Regions from separate parts of the Homo sapiens genome. Here regions 1 and 3 are each linked to region 2. Evidence: chromatin loops called from intact Hi-C (ENCODE). Cell type or tissue: PC-3. All regions are shown on one strand. Each heading gives the region's core, and the rest is flanking DNA. Links, peaks and the distances in the headings are about the cores only.

Region 1 (6,067 bases), core at 1,154-3,653, 850 kb before region 2:
GTCTTCAGTTATGATAATTACTGTTACATCGATTATAGATGAGCAAGGCTGGGTCTAATGGGGAAATTACTTACACAAATAACTAATACAAGGCATATGTATGCTTTACTAGGGTTATTGGGTGCTGAGGAAGACTATAATGAAGAAAAGGCTCATTCCAACTGGGGAAACTGGAGAAGATAGAGTTATGACTATTAGGGAGTGACGCAAATGGTGGCAGGGAAAGAAATGAATGGTATAAGATTATTGCAGGGGCTGGACGTGGTGGCTCATGCCTATAATCCCACCACTTTGGGAGGCCGAGGTAGAAGGATCACTTAACTCCAGAAGTTCAAGACCAACTTGGGCAACACAGCAAGACCCCGTCTCTAAAAAAGAAAAGAAAAAAAAAAAAGATTGTTACAGGGAACCAAATTCAAATAAGTCCCCCGAGAGTGGCCAAAGCAGAAAAGGGCGATGCTGGAGGACCCGTTTGCAATGACCATCTGGCTTGTTAGAACTGATAAAAGGTAAAATGAGAAATCTACGTCTATGGCATTAAATTACTCCTCCAATGACCAGGTCTGTGAACAGCAGACTTTCCTTGCTGCAATCTCTCAAATATCCAAAGACATTATTTCAATTTATAAAGAAAAGTCATTTTAAAACGCCACTAAAAGCAGGCTTCAGTGAGAAATGTTCAACATGGCTCAATTACATTATTAAATCTCATTTTATTATGTGTTATGAAGGGCAGTATGGTATTCTGCAAAAATGAAACAGGCTTTGTTTTGTTTCTAACTGGGGAGTGGGGACAAGGGTATTCACTGTATTCATCTTAAACCTTTTTAGATTTTTTGAACATTTTGTAACACATTTAGAAGAATTAAAAAATAAATAGACTCTGGAGGAAGACCTGAGACCAAATATTGGTTCCACTGCTTCCTGGCCGTGTGACCTTGAACAAGCTATTTACATTTCTGGGCCTCAGTTTACTCTTTTGTAAAGTGGCAATAATCATGACTACCTCACAGGTAGTTGTGAGAATGAGAGGTAATGCAGGTTAGTATTTCCTATCCATGCCGCAGAATCGAACTCAACGAATGTTTAGCAAGAACTAAGTAATGTCCAAGAGATAAGAAAATCATTCAGAGAAGCAAATCCTGGTGGAATCAGAGATGCTGTTGCTGCTGTTATTCCACAGTGATGTACAAGAGTCATTTCCTTCTCTGAGCCTGTTTTCTCTTGTAGAAAGCACAAGTGTTTATCTAAGATTGCAGAGTAGCAAAAAACAAAAAACAAACAAAAAATGCTCTTTTGCTTGCCAGCCTCAATCAAAAGCTATAATCATCTGGGCATTTTGTGGCAAAGATGCTGAAGCCATATCTGGATTCACTAGAGAAGACATATCATCAGTGTCTGCCATGGGCAAGGTTGGGGAAATGGCAGCATGAAACACTAATATTTGCTCTCCAGACTTCTGGGGAAAATACTGACCATGTCACTTAATGACAGCCCCTCTTCTGAAAGTGTTAACACATACGCACACAACCCACCACCACCACTAGTTCTTTGGGCCAAATTAATAACTAAATAGCTCTTCTGAATTTTGAGAGCTATGGGTAGTCTCCCTTATTGCACTAGTGCCTTAGCTGATAGCAAGCGTTTGTCTATGTGACTCTGTCTGTTCCTTTAGGCCCTGAGCTCCTTGAAGGCAAAGGCTAAGCCCTAATCATTTTTCTAAAACCACAGAGGAGGCAGCATATCGTAATGGAATGAGCTTTCACTCTGGTCGGCTTCCGGTCCCCCCACCCCAAGAACCCTCAGACCTCGGACAAGTGATTTAACATCCTAAACCTCAGTTTCCTCATCTGTAAAATGCAATGAGAGCTTCTCTTGGAGTAGTTGTGGGAGCCAAAATGGGGTTGGGACTGAGAGACCAAGTAGAAGGCCACCCCAAGATTCAGAGAGGGGAGAGGAAGGCCTATGGAGGAGCAAGGATGGGCAGTGCACTGTGTCAGGAGCCAGGAGCACCAGGACAGATCCAGGGTGAGGCTGGATGGGTTGGCACAGACCCGGGGGATGAGGCCCAAGAGGTGAGTGGAACCAAACTCTCCACTGAATGCACTTGCCACCTCTTTCCTGTTACCCTTTGTAAGCCCCTCCTCAACTCTTGGGAGCATATATCTGATGCAGGCTTGAAGATTGGTAAGAATACTGACTCAGGTTGGAATAAGATGACCATGACTGGTTTTAACAGCAATGAAATTTCCAAGCCAAGCGCAGGTGGTGAAGTGGATACAGCTCCCCAGAGTTGCCTTTGCTCCTCCCGGAGGCACCGGAGGTCAGTGGTCTCAGCAGCCTGAAAGGATGGAGAAATCTGCGGTTCCAGGAGCCACAGTTCCCTAGATGGCAGGCTTATTTGTTCTTGGATTGCAGGACCTGCTGGAGGGTCAGGGAGGCGGGCTTGGCTAAAGCCTACCACAAGGGGGAGCCCAAGAGACTAAGGAGAGGGTGGCCGAAGCCAGGCGGGGAGAGGGGGCACCAAGGACTACCTGAGAAGGTAGGTGGCTGCCTGAGTCCTGGGGCACACTGGGGTTGCCCTCAGAGAAGCTACTCTGTCTCAGGCGCAAAGACCGGGACCGGGCTTACACCACAGTGGGCAGATGCAGGAATGGGATAGGATGCAAGGATGCAAGGTGCCGGTTTGAGAGCACATCCCGCCAAGCTTGTCCATGCCTGTAAGGTCAACCCTGGCTTTCCCAGCACCCTCTTGCAGAGAGGGTCGGCTAGGCTTAAGTGAACAGGATGGGGGTGAGGCAGAAGCAGGGGACTTGATAAAGGCCCCACAAAACAGTAATATTTATTTCCCACAAATATGCCATACATTCATGCACGACGGAGAAACAAGATTTTGTTCCACTTAGAGCGTATTCTTCTTAATACTGATGAGTTGTAAGATGAACATTAGTGAGACATAAAAATTTTGATCATGATAACAACAATAATAAAAAAGGGTTTAAATTCGTACAGCACTTTCTACTTTACAAAATGCTTTCTCATTCATTAGCTCTGTGAGCCTCATAATAGCTCCCTGAGGAAGGCAAGATGACTATCATTATTCCATTTTATGGATTAGAAACAGGCTCACAGAGGTACAGCGATTGGCCTGAGATCACACAGCTGGTGGGGGCCTGAGATCTTTACCCCAAGTCCAAGGCTTTTTCCAAAGTCTTCAGAGAGAGGCTTAATCACCCTCAGATCTCTGCCTGCCCTGAGCTGTCCTTCCAGAGGACAGCATGGGAGACATCCCGGTAAGCCTAGTGAATGGACCATCAACCCCACAGTCTGGCTCCCACCAGCCTCTCTGTTGACGGAGATCTGGCCCGTTAGACCTGAAACACATTGCTGGGTACTGTCTCCACCAAGACTGCTCAGAATATAAGCAAAGCTAACTGCAGAAGTTCCAGAATTCCATCCTCCCTCTGTAACTGTTTGGTGACGATACTGTCATCTTCAATGACAGCTGCATGTGTCACCCCTTCAGAAACAAAGTTGCTGAAAGTGACAGATATCAAAGTTGGGAAGAGCAAAGCAGAGAGAAACACGGAGAGACGGACAAAGGATGAGAGAAGGCAGGGAGGGTAGAATTTGGAGAAGAATAGGAAAGAAAGCGCAAATAATGGAGAGGAGGTGAAAAGAGGTAGGAGAGAAAAAGAGAAGAGAGAAAAACCCAGTTTGAAAGCTAAAGGAGTAAAAGTGAGAGAGACTCAAAGAGAGAGAGAGAGAGAGCACGTGGCTTTGAAAGTAGCAAGATGGAAAGCATTTATTAAGAGTGGCTTAAATATCTTATTCTCCAGTCCCAAAATGTACATTTCCCTTTTCCTTGTGAGTTAATCAGGTTTAAACCAATTCTAAGACCTGAAGGGTTTGGCTTAACTGCAACAAAGAATGTTTCCCATGGAGCTGACCTCTGTCCAGTCAATATGTAAAAGTGCCAGAGGACAGGAGATTAAGGAGATGTGCTCACACAGGCAAGGCCAGCCAATTTTACACAAAAGGTCACTCCGCGTCCTCAGTAGGGAAGAAAGCTGCACCAAAACAAGTAAGAAGGGTCCCCTAACATCCCCACAGTTTGTGACTCAAGAGGCCAACAGAACCACTTCCCACATCCTCTCGGTCTCCTGTGCCCCCAGAACCATGTGGCAGGCGTGGAGAGGGGCTCACAAGCTAAATTTTCATGGACTGAGAGATTGGGGGTGGGGCAGAAGCCTGGGGGGCTGAGTTCTCCTGCATATTGGGGCCATGTAGACATACCCTGCGAGATGGTAATAATTCTAATAATTGCTCTAATAATAAATGCTCTTATTTTGTCTCATCTGGTCTTTACTATGCACTACCCCATAATGGATTTCTTCCACTCAGGACTCCACAGGCAAGTGGCAACAAGATGGAAGCCACATGGCATCTTATGGCCTAGCTTAGGAAGGTACCTAGTATCACAACCAGTGCATTGTGTTAATCACAAGTGTCCTACCAACCCACCGAGATTCAAGGACAGAGAAATTCAAGTCCAGCTCTTGATGGGGAGGGAGGACAGCAAAGTTCTAGAAGAGGATGTCAGATGAGAGATATTAATGTGGCCATCTTTGGTAAATACAATCCACTAAAACTCTTAAAATACTTTTTTCTCTCTAATCAGCACCACAATTCTATAAGGTAGAATTATCCCCCATTTTAGGGATGAGGAATCTGATCTTAGAAAAGTTAAGCAATTTACCCAACACAACTCAACAAGCAACTAGCAGAGCAAGAGTTTGAACCCAAGTAGATTCCAAAGCTCCTGCTCTTCTTACTACATTTTATTGCTTTCCTAAAATAAGAATTAAAATGCTTGCACACAGCTCTTACAGTCCCTACTATATACCAGGCAATGTCTTAAACATTTTTGTTCTTTATTGAAAAAAAAATTGCTACTATTTATTGAGGTTACTATGTGCAAAGTATTGTGTCAAATACAGCAGGTGTTGTATCCAGTCCTCAGAACAACAGTCATAAGAGGCAAGAATAATGCCTATTTTATAAAAGAAGAAACTGCAGAGAAAGATGATATACATTACTCAAGGTCACAACAAAGTGAGAAAGTTCCTTAGCTAGGAATCTACCTTGTGTTTTCTGAAACCAGAGCAGGTTGGCAGGCAGAGAACGGTGGGTGGGAACCACTGGTTCTGCACCAAGACTATGAGAGTACAGAGGAGATTCAAGATTTCTTTCCGAGTGGCCCAAACTTTGCTGTAGGGAAATGGTGCAGGAGCTAGAGGAGCCTGTGCAAAACTGGACAGACACCCTGCATCTCACTTCCAAGTAATTTCAGAATTTTAAGATATCAGAAGATAACCTTACCTTCTCTGAGCTAGACAACACATAGGGGTAAGAAAGTAAATCAAAAGTATCCCCGCCCTCAAGGGGACTACCAGTCCAGGGGGAATATAAGATGAACACACCAATAAGTAAATGTATGGAAGAGATTGTAAGAAGTACTGGTGTAGAGCATAAAGAAAAAGGTATTATTGAAGGAACAAGAAGGAAGCAATCTGTCTAACTAGAGAGATTAATGAAGGCTTCTTAGAAGAAATGGCACTTGAATGAGATCTTGAAAGACAAAGAAGACTTAATAGTACAGAGATAAAAGAACAAAGCATTATTTTCTTCACCTCCCACCTCTACTCCTTTGCAGAGTCTTAGCTTCAGAGAGCTATCTCTTTAGAGATGATTAAATCATACTAATGTGTGAGTGGCTGGTTGCTTCATAAGATATTTTCACCTGGGGGAACTCAGAGCAGGCCAAGAATCCTGTTTGCATAAAGGACATAGAAACTCCTGGGGAAAATATTGAAGGAAACCTATGTAACCTCTACCCAAGTTCCTAAAATGCTAAGATTTAGACCTCACCCCACCCTTCCCCCCAAAAGTGAGATAGTATAAGTTAAGACCCTTGCTTTCCAAGAGTGGAAATTGCCAGAGACACATAACCCCCCTTGGAGAGCAGTCAGTGGTCTAAAAGGACAGCTATTTATCTCCATGCTAG
Region 2 (6,067 bases), core at 1,832-4,331:
TGACACCTCTGCACCTGCCAGTCATCAGTTAAGGGCTGCTCCTGGGACTGTCTTTACCCAGGCACTTCTGGCTCTCCGTGCACTCAGGCAAAATGAGCTCTGGCAGCCTGAGGACAGCCTGCCTACAAAGACTCCCAGGTGTTAGCTGCTGGGAATGAAAGCACACAGGCTTCATTCATTTCCATCCAAGAGGGTTGAAGGAGTCTCACAGCATCTACTGAAATCTCATATCCTACGCCGCAGTAGGCACCTAGTAAATGCTGGTTGCTTATTGGCTAGCAAAGGATGCATCCAAGAGAACAGGACACAATAATCACGTGCATTAAAGCTGACGCGGGGTGGGGGGACCCCACCTATTTGGTTTACCACCGTATCCCTGGTACCTGGCACAGGAACCTTGTACACAGGTTTGTTAGATAAATGATAAATGGATCTCCCCATGGTGATGTTGTTATCTGAGAGCTGCTCCAGGTCTCCCTAGTTCCCCCCATCAGTTCTTGCCTGACTCAGCTGATGCTGCCTGAGACCACAGAGCTCAGGAGGAGCTCACTGGGGCTTCATCACATGGTGACCCACCTCACTGAGCAAGTGCCACCCAACTGTTAGGCCCAACATCTGCCCTGTTCTCTCTAATCAGATGCTTTTGAGGACAAGCAGTGTGGCTCAGTAGACACGATAGGTGTGGGCTGCAGACCCAGTACTTCCTACATTTAATCTCATTTGAACCTACAACAAAATTCATGGTAGGTATTATTACCTTCCATTTTGCAGATGAGCTTTATAAGACCCAGAGATGGTTTGTGCTATTAAATGATAGAATCAGCATCAGTCCAGATTTACCTAACTCCAAGTTCTAGGCTATCGATCTTACATCTTAAAGCTCAGGAGTGAGGGAGTTTCTGATGTGACAGGCTTCATACATTGACATCTGAAGATGGACAACCACCTTTCCAGTGCCCAGAAAGTCACCCATCCACAGGCACAAGGCTCACCTGAGACTTCGCTCAACTCCAAATTTAGGGCTGGCTCCAAAGGCGTGCGACCTGTGTAGTCACACAGGGTCCTGCGCTTAGGGCCCACTCTTGGTTTAATGCTCTGCTGTTGCCATCTTGAAACACTTAATTTTTGAACAAGGTCCTGTGTTTTCACTTTGTACTGGGCTGTGCAAGTTATGGAGGCAGCCCTGTCCACACTGCTTACCCAGTGTGAACAAACTTTCAGCATTCTAGGACATTCTCAAGAACCTGAGGCAGAGGATGAGCCCTGGAGCCCCCCAAATGGGTGGGGAAGCTGTGGGCAGGAAAGCCCTTCCATACATGTTGGGTCAGGACTGGATAGAACCAGCCGAGACCTTCCCACCAGCTCCAAGCCAGGAAACCCCCACTCAGTGGTAAACATCTAAGTCCATTAAGTGGCAAAGACTTGGAGCACAGGTAAAGACTGTGGGGCACAAAGAAACTACAAACCTGTTCTGCCTAGGGGAGGATAAATCAGGAGAGGCTTCTAGAGGAAGGCAACCCCTTAACTGTTCAAAGAAAGAAATGAAGAAGAGCATTCCAGGTGGAGGGTGTCGTAGAGTTAAGGTACCAATGTGTCCTGCGGGTGGCTTGGCATATCGTGGGGGAGCCAGGGGAGGGGCCTTAAGAGTTAGGGCTGAACAGGTGGGCAGAGGCCAATCAGGTAGACTTGACTTTTCCTCCTCCTCCTCTGGTTTTCTTAAATATTCATGCACACACCATGCACATTCTCCTGGGTTAGTCTCCATTTCCACCCAAAATCTTGCCAGATGGCTGGGAAGCATTTATATGAGAAGCTTTATTTTCTCCAGCTAGGCGTTTATCTGCTCTTCCACTCTACTGTACAGGACAGGTGATGTATTAACACACCCCTGATTTCTTCACATTGATAACGCCACCTAGTGGCCACCTGTCACACTTTCCCATTCCTCCAAATTGATAGGCAGAAAAACATGGGTGAGATCAGGTAAGATCATGCTCATCCCTTGTCCTGCTCCTGTACTTCCTAGAGTTCAGACGACCTCCATAGGAGAACCCTTTCGACCTGTACAACAGTCCCAAGGTTCAGCAATGACTCTCAGATGATGCCCTAAAAGCACCTCACACTCTCACACCAGAAAGGAAAAGCAGGAAAATTAGCTCTAGCAGTCCCTACCTTCCCTCTGCTCCCTGGGCCAATGTGAAGAGGATCCTTCAGTTCTGAATGTGGTGCCCCCAGCACCATACAGACAACTACAGAGGCTGCTGCTGTGCCTGAGGTTGGAAAAAGGTGGACAAAACAGCACTCACGACTCATGGGGCTTGGAGAGATTTAACTTAGGCATCTTTAAACAATCAATGATGCTAACAGCAATAACAAGCAGAACAAGGAGGAGGAGAAGGAGCTATTTCTTGAGAGCCATTCCCTCTATCAGACAACCACACTAGGCCTTTTACACTTCTTCCTTGAATGCATTTTTGTAAGTTCATTAAATCTTTCCCACTGCAAGGAAAGCTTCAGATGGCAATTAACATGTACTGGGTGCCTACAATGTGTCAAGCAGTTTCCTAGGCACTTTGAATGCATTTGCTCATTTATTACTCACCACAGTACAACAAGAGAGGTACTGTTAGTATCCAATTTTCAGGCGGAGAGGCAGGCACTTGCCAAGGGCATGTGAGGTAGCAAGCAGATGGAACTGGGAGTTGAAGCTGAGCAACCTAGTTCCAGGCTTGCACGATTCATCACTACCCAGACTCCCTCCTAGGCTGAGACAAAAAGAAAATGTGTACACCCTGTCCTGGAATTTACTGGTCTACTTAGGAAGAGAGATATATAACTGAAGATCCATAAGGCATTCACTTATTTACTCATTCTGCAAACTTTCCCTCAAGGACATCTTACACCAGGTGTGGATGAGTGTGTAGGTGTTAATTCCCTCAGTCTGGTGGGAAGAGAAGCTAAGCCAGGTTGTACCTGCACACCAGTGATTCAGGATGAGGCAGCAGGCACTGGGACTCACGGGATGAGAAACAGAGTTTGGGGACAGCTGGCCAGGCAGTGCCCAAGCCCTGGTCTAATGGGGTCTGAAGAATACCTCTCTGCCCAGCAGATAAGGAATTCTCAGCAAACTGCTAGCCCTTATTATATCTAAAAAGCTCCACCGATTCTCTTCCTTTAGCTTTATCCCTCCTACCTAGGAAGAGAAGGTGAATACTGTCTGATGGGTGGTCAAGCAGGACCTAGCCTCTTGCAGCAAAAACAGAACTAGCTCTTCCTGGGTCCAAGGCTCCAGATAAACTGGCCTGAGCTGCCATCTACCGGCCAACTGTGCACACTGCAGCAGATACTGCCAAGGCCACCTTCTTGACCAGGTGCAGAGGGATGGAGGACTAAGGTGGCTGAATTCCTTAACTGTTAAGACAGGGGGAGGCTGTCATCTCCTAGTGTGTTACAAACAAAAGGAGACTGAGACTCTGAGAGGTGGCACAAGGTAGTAATCATTTCCATTGACCATTTGCCAGGCACTGTGAAAAGCACTTCACATTGCTCTTCTAATTGAATCTTAAGAATCTCGTGAGTACTATTACTTATCCCCCCTTTATGTGTTGTGTTTCTGAAGTCTCTCCATTCTATAATAGTTTTCCCTTCTTTTTAATGCTATTTATTTATTAAAGAAAAAGGTTATTTGTACTCCAGGATATCTCACAACCTGGATTTAGCGGCTAGTTCTTCATGGTGTCACTTTACTTGTTCTCAGGCCTCATAATTCCTAGAAGCTGGCATGTAGCACTAAAGGCTTAATTAAATTCAGGTTCAATTGTTTTAAGCAAGACTAACTCATAGGTACTTTCTATTACATCTAATGGGGGACACATAGTGTTTGATTATTCTACTTCTAGTGATAAGATTTGGTGACGTTAAATAAAAAAATGCTGACTTCTTAGTCTATTATTCCTTCATTAACTGGAACTCTTCTTTAAATAAGTAAAATATCCAAGTAAGTGGAGCAGTTAGAGAACCTGCACAGGCTGCATAGAGCAGCTATGTGGAGCCGAAAAGCAAATAGTGGCAGCCAGATTGGAGAAGAACAAAATTTGGAGGGCCACTGAACTGGCAGAATTCACCTCCCTTTTCCACTCTGGTATCCCCACGCCTTGACTCAGGTAGTTGAAAGTCCAGAGGTGCGCATCCAAAAGAAACCTCTATTTCACCTCGAGGAGTGGGAAGGGGCCCCCTGAGAGTGGCAGCATTAACAGCGGAGGCCCATAGACATGGGGGAAGCTTCTCTCTGATTGGAGGAGCGGGGGTGTCAAGAGTATGGGTGAACCTCCACTACATTTTCTCTCTGTCCTTTCACCAATTGGTCCTAGATGCAGGTGCAGTAGCTGCAGCAAGTGTGTGTCAGAGAGAGGCAAATAAAGCCTGAGATTTCTGGCTGGAAAACCTAAAATGTGGGCCTCAGGGCAATGAAAAATACCAAGGGAGATGGTGATGATGGAGAAGCTCAAGACAGTGGTAAAGTCGTTTGTGAATGCCCAGACTCATCCCTGAGCATCGCATGCATAGATCTGATCCTACGCAGTATGCCATAAACTTTGAGAACTGAACTCAGAAAAGAGTCCGTGGCTCTGGTCCCAGACTGCCCATTGGGTGGCACACATGCAGAACAGATTTGAATAGCCTGACAGTGTCTTGGAAAACCAAGCAGACATTGAAACCACAATCTATAGAAGGTTGGTCAAAACATGTTCTGAACCCAATCTAGTCAAATGCTTGCAAAAAAAAAAAAAAAAAAAAACTCTCCATAGAATTAAGATCCAGTGTTATAACATTTGAAGTAGTCAAGACACTTGGCCTATGAGGAAAATCTTAGCCAATACTGAGATGACACATATGTTGACCTTATCTATGAAAGACTAAAGCAGCAATATAAAAGTGCTCCAAAAGTGAGAAGGAACATACTTGAAACAAATGAAAGGTATGAAGTCTCAGAAAAGAAATAAAATATATAAAGAAAAACCAAATGAAAATCTGACAACTAAAAAAACACAATGACCAAAAGTTTAAACATTCACTGGATGGGCTCAATATGGCAGAATGGAGATGACAGAAAAAGAATGAATCAGCTTGAAGACAGACATTTTAAAATAGCCAATTTAAACAACACAGAGGAAAAAAGACTGGAAACAATGAATACAGCCTCAGGGATGTATGGGACCACATGAAAATGTCTAATTGTGCCATTTGAGTCAGAGAAAGAGAAGAGACAGTGCAGTGCAGAAAACATGCTTACAGAAATAAAAACTGAAAACTTTCCGAATTTGGAGAAAAACATAAACTTACAGATTCAGGAAGCCCCGGAAACTCCAAGCAAGACAAATTCAACGAAATTCATTCCTAGACATTATAACCAAACTACTGAAATTAAAAGCAAAAGAAAAAAAAAGAGAATGTCCGGAAAAAAATAACACATTACTTATACGGAAACAATGATTCAAGTGACTGTGAACTTTGCATCAAAACCCATGAAAGCCAGAAGACAGAACATTCTAAAGTGCTCAGAGAAAACAAATGTCAACTCAGAATTCTAAGTCCAGTGAAAATAACCTTTAGGAATGAAGGTAAAAGTAAGAATTCACAAATGAAGTAAAACTAAGAGAATTTTTCATCAGCAATCAGCTCTGCAACAACTGCTCAGGGAAGTTCTTCAGACAAAGGAAATGATAACTGGACAGAACTCTTGGAACATCAGGAGCTGGAAAAGAGCAACAAAAAATGATAATTGTGTAAACATGACAGATTATTCTTCTCTTAAGTACTTTAAAATATGTTTGATTGTTGAAAGTAAAAGAGTCTGAAAGTAAAAGAGTCTCAAAGGGTTTCAATACAGAGGAGGGAGGGTAAAAAGAACTACATAATAATCTTTCTACATTCCACTTGAAGTAGTGAATATTTCTTATTATTTCTGAGCAAAAAATTGAGAACATCTATTCCAATCTCGAGTAATGACTAAAAGACATATAGTAAAAACACAATAATTTAAATACAAGAAAAAAATGTTCAAAGA
Region 3 (6,067 bases), core at 2,417-4,916, 150 kb before region 2:
GCTCACTTTTCTTGACTTCAGTTTCCTTATCTGAAAAATGGAGATAGTAATAGTACCTGCCTCAGCGGGTTATGTAATCATTAAAGTACATCGTTTTGGTATGCACGTAGAACAGTGTCCGTCATACAGTAAGCACTTAATGTCTTTCTACCACCTCCCTTCCAAGGGCACTTTCATTGAGTGAAAGCTGTTTTAAAGCTATTGAGTTTTTGCAGTGAAGCTATGCAAGGAATGCCTCGTTGCCTGGATTCACTAGAGCCAAGAAACTATCTTTCTGTTTAGGGAGTTAGCTACAGGGCAGCAGAACAGGCACTGGGCTTTTTGGGGGAAGAGTTGCTCCCCACTCGTTGAATGGCTTCATCATGTGGCTTAACCCTCTAACCCTTAATTTTCCCTTAGGTAAAATTACTTTATGGAATCACTGTGAGGATTAGGTGAGGAAATTTGGGCAAAGTAGTTCTTGTAGTATCTGGCACAGCTCACACCCTAGACAAACGGTAGCTCAAGTCATCTTGCTTATGCTGCTTGCTGCCTGGCATGGCAGAGCTGGCACAGACACTGCCCAGTCCCTCCCATCAGGAGCTGCAGGCCAAAGGACAAATCCCAAGTGATCCTTGCACCATCAGCATTGGTTCTGGGTTCTTGGGTTGGTAGAGATGGGCCCCTGCTGCCTGCTGCCTCCTAGGAGGGAACACTGTCTATTCCCTGAGATGAGTGTCTTGCTGTTTGGCACCAAGAACAGGATTTAATGAAAGCAGCTTAAATCAACATGCCCTGCACTCAACAACCAGCCCTGTATTGAAATGTGAGCTGACAAGTTCCTCAGCACTTTGGTTAGGTTTGTGGAAACAGTGAAGTCAGATTTTATACAAGTGTTTACTCAGTTCCCTGGCTTCCTGGCAACTTGGCTTCCAGTCTCGTCTCAGAAATTCCTCTTTCAGTCCAGCCTCATGCATGTGGTCTTCCTTCCTGATAAATCACACGACATAACTGTTGCAACAGATTCTTATGCCCCAGAAGAGCACAGGACATAGGCCCCAGTGGGACTTCACTTCCTGAGTCACTTGTGAGGATGATACTGATCATGGTGGTGGTAGTGATGGTGGGGGAGGTGGCTACTGCTGTTGCTGTTAAACAGATAGAAAAGAGTTGGAAGCGGGGAATGACTGGCCCTAAGTGACTCAGCTTACCTGAGGCAGTTTGAATTAAATCCAGGCCCTTTGTTCCCAAGTCCTCAGCTCTTGCCTCATGCCCCCTTTCTATCCAAAGAGGTGTTCATGTTGCCATTCTTATCTCTCTTTCTGACAAGCCACAGGATAGAGTAACAAAGAGCCATCCATTTCTTAGTATTTAGCATGTACCAGGCACTGAACTAAGTCCTTTACAACCTTATCTTAGCTAAGGTTCATAAGAACCCTGGGAAGGAAGTATTACTAGTATTACCATTTCCAGATAAGGAAACTGAAGCTCAGAAAGATTAAATTACATACTGGCATCCCTTTTCTCCCCCAACCCTCACCCGACTCATAAGTGGCGGAGTCCAGATTCAAACCACATCTGGCTCCAAGGTCTCTCCTAAACACTATGTTATATTGACTGATGTATTCTAATCAATCTCTCTCTCTCTCTCTCTCTCTCTCTCTCCCCTGTGAACTCTGTGAGGTCAGGGCCTATAAGTATCCCTAGCATAGGGACAAACATACATTAGGTTCTTGGTGATTATTGCATGAATGACTTAACCAGTGAATAGTCAAAGAAAGAAAAAGAGCCCCCTGGAAACACAGGGAAGAGAGGGGCTGCAGCCGAAAGCTCTGTCCAGGAAGATCCCAGCACACTACCCGACAGCGAACCTAATCCCTTCTCTCAGGACTCCACCTCCTCCCCACCTCCTCATAAACCCCTTCCCTCCCACTCCCCACACAGTGTGCTGGGCTAACACCAAATCTCTGTGCTCCTTGTCTGTCACTTCCCAGACCTAGATCATGTTAGTTTCATGCGCAGTGCCAGCCAGCCAGAAGCCCTCCTGGACAAGAGCTGGCATCATTTCACCTCCTTCAAGCCATCTTCCCTAGGGAGCAGGCCTGCTGGGCTGAATGCCTCATCAACTTTTGCATAAAGTGGGTACACTCAGCAGCACTGCTGAGCAGAACAACTCCTCCCATCTCCCCTTCCTTGTGCTTTAGTTGGCTTTTCACCCTCTTGGCTCAGAGCTGTCTCAGAAAAGGGAAAGAATTTAATCTCTTTGAGATGGTCCTTAGAATTGGAAAGGCTCACCTTTCTTTCAGAGCTTAATGGCTTCTAAAGATTTTAGCCTCTGTGGCATTTTCCATGGTACGCTTTCAAAAGCCATCCCTTAGACTCATCATTTGTCCCTGTTGGTTCTCCCTCAGGTCTTCCTTCCCCACCCTTACCCCCATAGCCTCTCTCCTCAGCCTCATAAATTTATTCCTCATTTCCACTGCTATATGAGCTCTCTCCAGTCTTGTCTCCCATAAATGACTTTTATTTGAGAGGGCCCTCTCCCTATATTTTATTCCTTAGGGTTGCTGGCTCACAGAAGCAATACATGGCAGAGATTTTGCCTGTAAAATGCTCATGCTGCGGGTTTATGATTCTTATCATTTGATTGCAATTGAGTTTTGTGGAATAACAGGTGGAGATGTTTTAGAGATTCAGTGGCACAGGTTTGGAGGTAACACGTGCAGTCAGCAAGAATTGCATGAAATTTGGAGTAGGACCAGGCTAGATTTTCAACACTAAGCTTAAGCATAGACTATGGCTAATGACACCTGCCTTGCAGGGTTGTTTTCCAAATCAGATTTCACATGTATATGGTGGCTGCATTCAGTAAGCAGTCAATAAATGAAGTAGTTTTATATAGTTTTAGAATGCATGATTAGATTTAAGTTATCCAAACAGTCCTTAGACTCTAACAAGTGTAATTCTTAGGACAGTTTATACAGTGAAGGTTTGGAGCCAGAAGGCCTGGACCTGAATCTGTGTAACCGTAAACAACTCACTTGCTCTCTCAGAGGCGCAGTTTCCTTGCAGTTTCTGAATCTCTCTACCATCCCCTTTCCCCAGCCCCAACACTGGTCATTGACTCTAGATGAAGAGTCATTATCTAGATCATTGTCTAGATGAAGAGTCAGATAAAAGCTGACACATTAACCCCAAACAACTAGGTCAGTGGCCCACAGCACAAGGGAGTTAGGGTCAGCCTCCTCTCAGCATCACAAGCTTCCTGAGGTCCATTCCAGAGAAGAGCACAACCTCCTCAGAGAGAGCACCCCACAGTAGCTCCAGACCTGCTCCCACGCTGACACATTCACTGCATTCATTCACTGAATCTTTCTGGCCTATCCTGTGTGCTGGGCATTCACTGTTTTAGGCACCGAGGATCAGACAGCCCCACAGCCTGGTCAGGAAATGAGACGCCTAATTATTCAGCATGAGCAGAGCTCTGATTGTTGTGTGTACAGTAGGGTTTGGGAGCACAAAAGCAGAAGCAGTGAACTTGGCCAGTAATGGGATGGGAGAGGAAATGGAGAAGGTTGTCACCAGCCAGAGATCTGTGAGCCAGACCCTGAAAGGGGACTGAAGGGAGGCCCCCTGGTGGCCAAGGAGGAGAGGGCAGTGCAGGCCAAGGGAACAGCGTGTGCACAAGTAGAGAGCATGCATGATCAGCTGGACAGTCGCGGCTCAGTCCAGCTGGAGATAGAAGCTGCAGGGGTGGGTGGCAGGAAAGAAGGCCAGAGGTAGGCAGGATCCAAACCTCGGAGCCCGCTGAATGCTGTGCCGAAAATCTTGGCTTAAAATAATTGTCAATGAACATTGACTGTTGCCCTTTCAGACTCCACATCAGATCTCTTTCTTTGGCTCTCTCAACTCAATCTGGCCTAGATTCTACCTTAACACAGTGGAACCCTCCAGAATTCACACTCAGATCCTCTAAGCTTTCAGTTTATTCTCTATTAATCTCCTCCCCTACCCAAAGGGAAAGAGAATCACAAAGCATAAATAATAACAATAACGACTAGATGGATATGGCGCTGAAAAGCCCTGTTATCAAATTAGGTCACAATCGACAGCAAAATAAACTCAATGCTTTAACAAAAATAAGCTTAAAGTAGCAACCGGGTTAAAATAATTAAAGCTCTAAACATAGCAGTTGCACTAGAGCTAAATTCAATTTTATTTACGAGGCAAAATATAATTACATTTAAATTTGAGGGAACAGAATTTAATTCTTATTAATGACAGAAAGACTGAGTGAGATGCTTTAATGCCAGAGAAATTGTCTTATGTTCATGGATGGGAGAGAAAATTAGATTCAGCATTGAGCATTCTCCCCTGTTACAAGTCTCATTTGTGTAGCTAGAATTGTTCCTTCTCTGAGAAGCATTAGCTTCTCAGTCCAGAAAGCACAGCACCAACATCCAATTAAACATCAAAAGGAAACAATCAAGTTAGGCTATTTCTGTATAGGCATGTTATAGGAGGGGAAACTCAAGGTTAGAATCTCTCCAGAGGAATAATATCCATTGAGACTTGACATTTCCTGTACCCCTTCCCAACAGCAAGTGATAGCCTGAAATCAAAGTTCAGAATAATAAATATCCAGGAGATTGACAGTGGCATAGAGAGGAAGGGAAGTGTCAGAGGGCGGCACGGAAGAGCCTCCCAGTTGCCTGGGAGGTAGTGTGGCGGTTTAGACACAATGAGATGGTCAGTTCCTAACATTTAATCAAAGACTGGAAAATTGGGCCCAGACAAGCATGCTGCTAAATACTGCCAGAGTTAAAGGTTGATAAACCAAGAGCTGGCAGATTTGTAATTTAGTAGAATTTCCCCTGACAGCCCTGGAACGTTTTCTATCAGAATTGGATCTCTTCAGTATGCAAATATAAGCCCTTCTGAAATTGGGCTTCAGAATGAAGTTTCTATTTGGATGCCCAAGCTGATATCTTGTACAAAATCTCTAGTTGTCTTCCTGAATCAAACTGCTGTTATTATAACTTGTAATCTTAAAAAAAAACTGTTCTTTCAATGGAAATTTTATATTTTACAGAGCTCCTTCATGTACGTGCTTCATGACTTATTCAAACAGCAAATACATTAACCTCTGACATTGCAGATGGTGTTACTCCCAGGAAACCAGGGTCCAGAGAACTTGCGTGACTTGCTCAAAGACACTCTGAGAAAACAATGATTCACTTCCAGGCTTCTCTGGCTTCAGAGCCCATGTTTATCCTCTGCACAACTCTGCCATTGGCTATTACCAAGGTTTGTGCTGAAACTGCCAGTAAATCAGGTATCAGGTTTTGGATAGCACTTCATTTAGTAACACTGCCAGAGGAACCATGTAAATTGGATCATGACTTTGGTGTACTAATATTACTACAAGGGTTTCAGAAAAAGAACAATTGCTCTCAACCAATGGTCAGGGAAGCTTCTTGGAGGAAGTGGAATTCAAGGTGGTGGTGGAGGTTGGATATGAGTAGGTAGTGATAAAAGGAAGAGGCAAGCACCTTGCAACAGCCAATTGTAGAAGTCAAAGATTTGCAACATATACAAAGATGGGAGATCAAGGCATTTTCTAGGAAAGATGAGTAGCTTGAAGTGGCTTAGCTTTTAGGATATTTGTGGCAGTAGTGAGAGGGGGAAAAGATGAGGAAAGCCAGCATGAATAATCTTGAAGGAGTTTAGGTTTTTTCTGTCTTTGGGAGCCACTGAGAAGTTTTAGGCGGAGGTGTGACAAGGTCAGGTTTGGTTTTAGAAACCTACTCTATTGTCAGCATACAGTTGGAGGTTCTTGGGGGACAGCCAGGTGGAAGTGTCCAGGAAAGAGTTAGATAGATGAGCTTATGACTGAGTGGAGAAATGAGCCTTTTACAAAAGGTTATTAGGGTCAGAGGTCATTAGGAAGAGAGTGTAACATCAGCTGTCTCTTCATTTCACCCAGTTGGGCCCTTTTAGTGGGGGTCAGGTTGTGTTCCAGTCCTGGCCGAAAATACACATCCCAGTCTCGTTATTTGGCTTCCTTGCTCACTAGTTCTTTCCTGAC

Evidence for each region. Hi-C counts contacts between places; a loop is a spot of excess contacts. Peaks named below come from ENCODE experiments on the same cell type or tissue, not always from the same donor. Only the 100,000 strongest peaks of a DNase experiment are listed, where the experiment ranks them.
Region 1: a loop joins it to region 2, with 28 times the contacts of the local background. A loop is called at or near these places in 61 of 110 quality-filtered maps.
Region 3: a loop joins it to region 2, with 11 times the contacts of the local background. A loop is called at or near these places in 17 of 110 quality-filtered maps.

What each region holds. Positions count from the first base shown.
Region 1 is chr11:79,490,140-79,496,206 of GRCh38, reverse strand. No RefSeq gene overlaps it. Among named protein-coding and RNA genes, the nearest start is that of TENM4, 52 kb to the right of the region's middle. In PC-3, for the core only: a CTCF peak has its summit at 2,458 (motif pointing right); a DNase peak (open chromatin) is centred at 2,436.
Region 2 is chr11:78,642,647-78,648,713 of GRCh38, reverse strand. No RefSeq gene overlaps it. Among named protein-coding and RNA genes, the nearest start is that of NARS2, 71 kb to the right of the region's middle. In PC-3, for the core only: CTCF peaks have their summits at 1,931 (motif pointing left), 3,107 and 3,325 (motif pointing left); DNase peaks (open chromatin) are centred at 1,913, 2,843, 2,993 and 3,293; H3K4me3 peaks cover 588 bases; H3K27ac peaks cover 1,509 bases.
Region 3 is chr11:78,796,314-78,802,380 of GRCh38, reverse strand. The region is part of intron 15 of TENM4 (teneurin transmembrane protein 4); the gene reads left to right. Among named protein-coding and RNA genes, the nearest start is that of NARS2, 220 kb to the right of the region's middle. RefSeq lists an enhancer at 1-303. In PC-3, for the core only: CTCF peaks have their summits at 3,411 and 3,617 (motif pointing left); a DNase peak (open chromatin) is centred at 3,580; H3K27ac peaks cover 2,500 bases.